Linked DNA regions of Homo sapiens: region 2 is linked to region 1. Evidence: chromatin contacts called from ENCODE Hi-C or POLR2A ChIA-PET data. All regions are on one chromosome and are shown on one strand. Each heading gives the region's core, a stretch centred on a gene start or an enhancer-like site at or near the end of the contact. The rest is flanking DNA. Distances are from core to core; before and after follow the strand shown.

Region 1 (3,735 bases), core at 779-3,278:
CTCAAGGGAGACGACAAACCTAGAGAAAAGTTTCAGGCAAGAATTAACGGTAACAACTACCACTAACAGATTGTATCAGATAGCATTTTATTTATAAGAATGGTTTATTCAGCTTAACCAATCCTGTCCCACAGGTTTGTTTTATATTAAAGGAAAGTGTGATACAAATTTAAAGGGTAAGCTGGGTGCGGTGGCTCACGCCTGTAAGCTCAGCACTTTGGGAGGCTGAGGCAGGCGGATCACGAGGTCAGGAGTTTGAGAACAGCCTGACCAACATGGTGAAAACCTTTCTCTACGAAAAATACAAAAATTAGCCAGGCGTGGTGGCGTGCACCTGTATTCCCAGCTACTTGGGAAGCTGAGGCAGGAGAATCACTTGAAACCGGGAGGCAGAGGTTGTGGTGAGCTGAGATCGCACCACTGCACTATAGCCTGGGCAACAGAGCAAGACTCTGTCTCAAAAAAAAAAAATTTTTTTTAAAGGGTAGGCCAAGGACATTATTTTTTGGATTTCTTCACTTCTCCAAAATTTAAGGTTTTGATGATCTCCACTATTCCTATGGAGAGGAAAGAAATCTGAAAATCTACGTCTCATGACTGTTCAGTTCAGTACTATTTAGCAAGTATCTACTGAACTACTGTGAGCCAGGTACTGTGAGGTGTGCAGGGAATGCAAGATGAATAAATGGTAGTGTCAAGGAGCTCACAATCATGAAACTAACTTGATGAATTATATTTACCCTCTTATCCCAGAAGAGGGTTTCAGTACTGGGCAGGGACCATCCAGGGACTTTATTTTACCTGAATAAAAACTTAGAAGGTCCTAATCCAGTGGACTTGCAGAAAAAAATAAATATCTAGATTTTAACAGTATATTGGTAGCCAGGCGCGGTGGTTCATGCCTGTAATCCTAGCACTTTGGGAGGCCAAGGTGGGCGGATCACCTGAGGTCAGAAGTTCGAGACTAGCCTGGCCACCATGATGAAACCCCGTCTCTACTAAAAATACAAGTAGCCGGGTGTGGTGGTGCACGCCTGTAATCCCAGCTACTGAAGAGGCTGAGGCAGGAAAATCACTTAAACCCGGGAGGCGGAGGTTGCAGTGAGCCGAGATCGAGCATTACACTTCAGCCTGGGTGACAGAGCAAGACTCTGTCTCAAAGCAAAAACAAAACAACAAAACAAACAAACAAACAAAAAACAGTATACTGGGACATTCTGACCTTTACCTAAGCAATCTCTAAAATAATCTACCTTCTTTTAGTAAGGCATCATTGTAACAACTGCTGCTCTGGTTAGAAAGTCAAATAAGAGACTTCAGTATCTGAGAGATTGTAGAATTATTTCTTACTCTTCATTTCTAACCGATATTTCAATCTCGCCCACTTTTTAATTATTCTTAAGTCCTACCTGGGTTTTCCAGGAATTTTTTCTCAAGATGCCTAGCCCGTCTTTGCAACTCCTCTGGCTCTACAGGCAAATGTCTGCTCCAGAGATAACTGGTCAGTGTTTGCACCTGATTCTCCATAGTGGGCCCAGCGCTCCCTATGGGCCAAAGACGAAAAGCGGAATCACTTGCATGTAGGTCCAGTCCCGTTTCTTCTCGCTTTCCCGCCGTTACTCACCAAGTAGCAATAACTGGGCACCGTTAGCCAGTGCCTGTGGCAGCCGCACGTGCGGCAGCTTTAGGATGCCAGGGTGCTGGCGATGAGGCCTCTTCTGCAGGAAACCGGACTTGTTATCTACCTGGGTCACTCCGGGTACTAAGGCGGCGAGCGCCTGCAGGCAGAGAAAGGTAGGTTGATTTCCTGGCAGAAAGGAAAGTTGCTGGCAATCGCTAGGGCGGGGGCTGCCAGGAGCGCTCCTCCTCTGCGCGGAGATGTCTCTGCAGATCCAGAGTCTCTCCGACAGCAGGGAATGTAGGCACTCACCCGGGCCTGGGGAGCCACTCCAAGGCCGGGGCACCATCTTCCTAATGTCAGTAGACACTTCAGTGCCGCCGCCATGGCTCCGGAGGCGAACCGGAAACGGAAATACAGGTGCCTGTGACCCTCAGTCCCAACGCCGCAAGGAGCAGCCTTCGCAGAACTTCTCCCGACAGTTTCAGCCAACGAGAAGAGCGAGTGTTTGCCAGCAGCCAATAAGCAATGGTTATATAAATAATCCTTGAGGCAGAAACCGTGTTTGGGCCGACTTGAAGGCTGCGTTGGGCCTGGTCACCGGCCCCAGAAATCAAGAGGGTGGGGTGGGGCGGGGCGGGACGGGACGGGGGCGGGATGGGGTTGGGTGTGAGCGCGCCAGCAAAGACTGTTTCTGGGAGTACTGACTTCCTGTGTTCTTTGCATTCCTCCGCGGAGAACTCTGAGTCTTGGGTTGTTTCCCTGTGTGAAAAAGGGAGACTGCAGTAACGGAAAGAAGAGAAAAATCAGATTTAAGCGACTGAAGAAAACAGAAATTAATAGTTAAATGATTATTGAATAGTTAATAGTTTGATAAATATTAAACCTAGTTAATAGGTTTATTTATTTTTTTACATTTGTTAATTTCTCTTCAAATGAGACCAGTCTTCTTAGTAAGCTAACATAACACTTACTGAGAACACCTATGTGCTAGGTACTTCAGGGAAAAGGACTGATCCCCACTTCACAGAAAACATGGTTCTGACGGGGACCCTCCTGTGTCTGCTGCTACGTCAGAGTGTTTCCCCCAGGCCCAGGACTTAGACAGTAGCCGTCTGATTACCTGAGGTGCAGAATCTCAGGTGGGTCCAGCCACTATTGTGACGTGATAATATAGCATAGGGGAATGGTCTCCAGAGTCTGCAAGCTCATCAACACCTTCATTCACTAGAGCATCAGAAGGATAAATGGCATATGCAAGGCGATATCTACTTTCGGGACCTGACAGTGGACAACTGCTACCTCAGTCTCCGAACACTTGAGCTCACCCAGTGTGTGATTTCTGTGGGCTCCTGGCCCCCTAATTTCCGTTACAGGTTTAGGATGTTCTCCCAGCACATCCACTTGACCTGTGTGTGGAACCAGCCAGTTCATCTGGAGGGCTAGACTCCTGAGTCATCAGGCTAGGGCCTGATGATCTCAGGCCCCAGCGCCCTAATTGGACTTTCCTTCTGTGGTTCTCTACCTTATTCGACTTCTTCCCCAAATCTGCAGACCTCACCGACTGCAGCCTGCCAGCTCTCTCAGGGCTCCTCATCTCGGGGTGAGGTGGGGTGAGGAGACATGGGTGGACAGGGGGAGAAGGGCCGCTCTGCCTCTTCCAGGCGGAACCGCCCTTCCTGTAGATGAATGCATGGCCCACTGACACATCCTAGGCTGACACTTGCCTCTTTTCCAGCTTTTCCTCAGTCCTCCTTTTACCTGGGAATCTTTCCTGGGTGCTCAAAAGGGTCACCACAGTGACCTCTACCCCTCCAGTGAGAATGCTCACGTTCAGAGTCGTGATTCTGTGTGTGCCCTGGGCTGAGGACTCTGCCCTAGAGATATCTGAGGAATGGAACCATTAAATTAAATTGATACCTGTTGATATCTCTCCAGACTATTAAGTCCACAACCCAGGCCGTCTCAAAGGTTCTTACTCCTGAAGCCATCCCTCATTTTTTGTGCGAGTCTTGCCCAAATGCCAGGGTGCTGGCGATGGGGCCTATTCTTGCCCAAATGCACAGATAATTCTGAAGATTGGGCCATACTAGATGTGTGTGTTGGAAGATCTGCCA
Region 2 (3,782 bases), core at 618-3,117, 320 kb before region 1:
ACATTGATTTAGTTAGCTAAATTCTGGTGTTATGTTACTTGGAGATGAACATAGATTTCTTTGGGTTTGATTATTCTGGTTACTAAGAAACAGAGACTCAATTCTCATTAAGTACCTTCTGGAGCAAGGTTTCGTATGCCTGGAAGAAAGAAATTATTATTATTTTATTGATTTATCAATTTCATGATATATTTATCACTGTAATATAATGCTTAACATTTTTAAAGACATTATAAAAATCCCACAAAACAAATCAATTTGTGTACTTGTTTACTAATTGTTGCTATTTTTCCCCTGCCCTAGCTTGCCAAGTAGTCTGTGACTGCAATCATTCACACCATTTCTCAAAAAAGAATGAAGGGTCATTTATTAACATTTGCATTGTACTTGGTGGATTATCCAAGAAAAATGTTTAATCTTAAATTAGGTACTGTTACTTAGCACACTTCAGAAAGATCTCTTCAGTTTTAGTAAAAAAAAAAGAATGATCATAACAACAGCTATAATTAGTTGAGTAGTTGCTATGTGTTACTATGTGTTTCATTACCTGCCACATCATGATCATTATAATCATTTCACACATATTATCTCATTTAATCCTTGTAGCAAATATGAGAGGTAAGTTTTCGTTTTTGTTTTTGAGACAGTCTCACTCTGTTGCCCAGGCTGGAGTGCTGCGGCACAATCTTGGCTCACTGCAACCTCGGCTTCCCAGGTTCAAGCAATTCTCCTTCCTCAACCTCCCAAGTAGCTGAGATTACAGGTGCCCCCCACCACACCTAATTTTTGTATTTTAGTAGAGACGGGGTTTCACCATGTTGGCCAGGCTGGTCTCAAACTCCTGACCTCAAGCGATCCACCCACCTCAGCCTCCCAAACTTTTTTTTTAAATTTATTTTTTATTTTTTAAAAAAGGTCAAATAATCTTGAGAGAGAAAAAAATTGATCATATCAACTTGCTTAAAACCCTTTCACATAGCTCTCTGCTGTTTGTAGGATAAAGTCTAAATTCCTAGCATGTTCTGTCTTTAATGACAACGAGAAAAAAAATTCTTAGTGTGTCCTTCATGACCAGACCTGATGTTTCTCACCTCTGCTCTCATGGAAAGCCCCCTCTTCTCTTACACACTTATTAACACAAGCTAATCTTTTAGTATTTCAGTATTTAACTCACAAATCTATTCCTTTATTAATCCTTTTCTTTTTTCTTTTTTTGAGACAAAGTCTCACGCTGAGGTGCCGTATCGGGATCTCGGCTCACTGCAACCTCTGCCTCCTGGGCTCAAGCACTCAAGCAATCCTCCTGCCTCAGCCTCCATAGTAGCTAGGACTACAGGCACACATCACGATGCCTGTCTAATTTTTCTATTTTTGATAGAGATGGGGTTTCGCCATGTTGTCTGGGCTGGTCTCGAATTCCTGAGCTCAAGTGATCCTCCCTCCTTGACCTCCCAAAGTGCTGGGATTACAGGCTCCAGCCACCGCACCCAGTCATTAATCCTTTTCTGATCTGGCACTGTTAAAGGAGTTATTAAAAATAATTTTAGGCAGATAGAGAGGAAAAGGGGTCCTTGGAAAGTTTTCTCGTCCTTTAAAGCAGCTCCAGAAACGTTTTTTGTCTAGCAGGAAAGCCCTGGCTCTTACAGCCGGGAAGGCAACCTTTGATATGCAAATACAGGTCTTTAGAAACTGGGTCCACCCAAACATGGCGATTCCCGCCCTTGTCTTCCTGTCCTTTCCCCGACCTGTACCTGGCAACATGGCCACCCCCACATATCCCCACGTGTGTAGAACATCATGGCGCCCTTCATTTGCATATTAAAAGACTAGGGTAGGAGGGCCAGTTTTTTCCACAGGCTACATGAGTGACATGCCTGGTCAAACCAATCCCCTGAGCCCTATGCAAATCAGACACTACCTCCTCCTGCCTACTCATATAAGCAGCCACTTTTCCCGGCACATGAGGTCTCCCCTCTCTGCTTTGGAGTCCTTCTCCCTCTGTCTCAGTACAGGGGAGCTTCTTCCGTCTTTCTTCTCCCTTGTTTCTTGCCTATTAAACTCTCCGCTCCTTAAAGCCGCTCCACCTGTGTCCGTGTCGTTTTATCTAATTCGCGTGAGACAAGAGCCCTGGTGTTCCTCCACTTATCAGCCATATCAGCACCTCACCCACTGGTGGGTCTGACTACTCTCTCTTTTGTGTCCTGCCCATACCCTGCATAGGATAGTTGAATTTGTTTACTTGTTTTCTCACTCCTATAAACTCCTTGAAGGCAGTTTTTTCTTACTTACCCTTGGAATCTTTGTATCCCAGTGCTTTGCAATTCCTGGTACTGGATAAATATTTGTTCAATAAAAGGATGGTGCTGACCTTACTTTGACCCTTGATACTCTATTTCCACCAATCAGATGTTAGTTTCTAATGTGTGCTAATGCTAAATATACTTACCTTGAGGGCTGTTGTCAGGCTTAAAAAAGATCATGACTGTAAATATCTGGGACAGAGTACAGCTCACAGAAAGTGCTAATTAAAAGGCTAGTTTCCTTCCCTTCCCTGTGACTGCTTTTGGCTTCCTAATTTAATCACATTCTGGTTGTGGTCTTCGTAGGGGACCGTAACCCTTACACAAGTTAACTCCACTTTATTTCACCTTAGCAGGCAGAGCTTGAGCCTTCCTCTTAATAGAGAACTAATGGGAAATACTGGGAAAAGCATAGACTCCGAGTTGTGAGGCTTGGATTTGAATATCACTTATAAATTGTGTGATATCACTTATAAATTGTCTTTCTGAATTGTGGCTTCTCATATTTAAAATGGAGAAAATAATATGAATCTCTTAATTGGGGTTTCCCCCCACCAAGAAAGCACAGCTGATGATGGCAACTCACCTCTTGAACTTCTGTTAATTGTGCTTTTGTCATAACCAATGAAGCATTTCTTTCATGTAAGAGCTTCTTAAGTCGAATCAGCTCTACCTTCTCTTTAATGGAAGCTCTGCAGAGAAAGGCGCTAAATTATTCTGTCTGAACATGGATAGAATTAAAGACATTTTCTCCTTGACTATGCCCTAGTAAGAATACCTCCCTCTTGTCTCTTGCCTTCCCGTCTTACCCACACTAGAACACAAGTATGTGGTGTATGTACAGTCTAGTAAATAATCTCCTTTCTCCCATTTCTCATCACGCCAGCCAAGATTTGATAGAGATCACTAACCTTAAGCTTATGTTATGAGAAAAGATAATAACTACTTTTTTAAATGATGGTGTTCATAATTTCCCACAAACCTTGCAATGTCAAGCTAGGTCTCAGCCGTTTCCTTAGAGAAACCAGTGAGGTTTGAACGTGCTAGAAAACTTAAAAAGAAGATTATGAACCAGGCACCGTGGCTCACGCCTATAATCCCAGCACTTTGGGAGGCTGAGGCGGGCAGATGGCCTGAGGTCAGGAGTTGGAGACCAGCCTGGGCAACATGGCAAAACCTTGTCTTTACTAAAAACACAAAAGTCAGATGGGTGTGGTGGCATAAGCCTGTCATCCCAGCTATGGACACTGGGCAAGAGAATCGCTTGAACTGCGGGAGGCGGAGGTTGCAGTGAGCTGAAATCAGCTTAGGCAACAGAGTGAGATTCTGTCTCAAAAAATAACAATAGTGGCCGAGTGCGGTGGCTCAGGCCTGTAATCCCAACACTTTGGGAAGTTGAGGCGGGCAGATCACGAGGTCAAGAGATTGAGACCATCCTGGCCAACATAGTGAGACCCCATCTCTACTAAAAATACAAAAATT

The links. Hi-C counts contacts between places; a loop is a spot of excess contacts on that map. ChIA-PET counts read pairs that join two places held with the same protein, here RNA polymerase II (POLR2A). Pooled maps may share reads with other maps.
Region 2: a loop to region 1 is called in a pooled map, with 6 times the contacts of the local background. The contact joins the enhancer-like site here to the promoter of METTL17 in region 1. A Hi-C loop is called at or near these places in 1 of 37 single-sample maps with no recorded cell type and 8 of 50 pooled maps. POLR2A ChIA-PET finds 5 or more read pairs at or near these places in 2 of 52 experiments (OCI-LY7 and Panc1).

The regions. Positions count from the first base shown.
Region 1 is chr14:20,988,273-20,992,007 of GRCh38, reverse strand. METTL17 (methyltransferase like 17) reads right to left here and starts at 2,028. Exons shown (of 14, transcript NM_022734.3): 1 at 1,931-2,028; 2 at 1,625-1,778; 3 at 1,410-1,544. The coding sequence starts at 2,005. RefSeq lists an enhancer at 1,452-1,501 and a silencer at 2,252-2,381.
Region 2 is chr14:21,306,941-21,310,722 of GRCh38, reverse strand. RPGRIP1 (RPGR interacting protein 1) reads right to left here. Exons shown (of 25, transcript NM_020366.4): 7 at 2,887-2,992; 8 at 116-139. Among named protein-coding and RNA genes, the nearest start is that of RPGRIP1, 29 kb to the right of the region's middle. RefSeq lists enhancers at 1,330-1,489, 1,312-1,839. Within about 2 kb of position 1,867, at least 12 of the 41 ENCODE cell types and tissues checked have a DNase peak (open chromatin) inside an H3K27ac peak, as active enhancers do.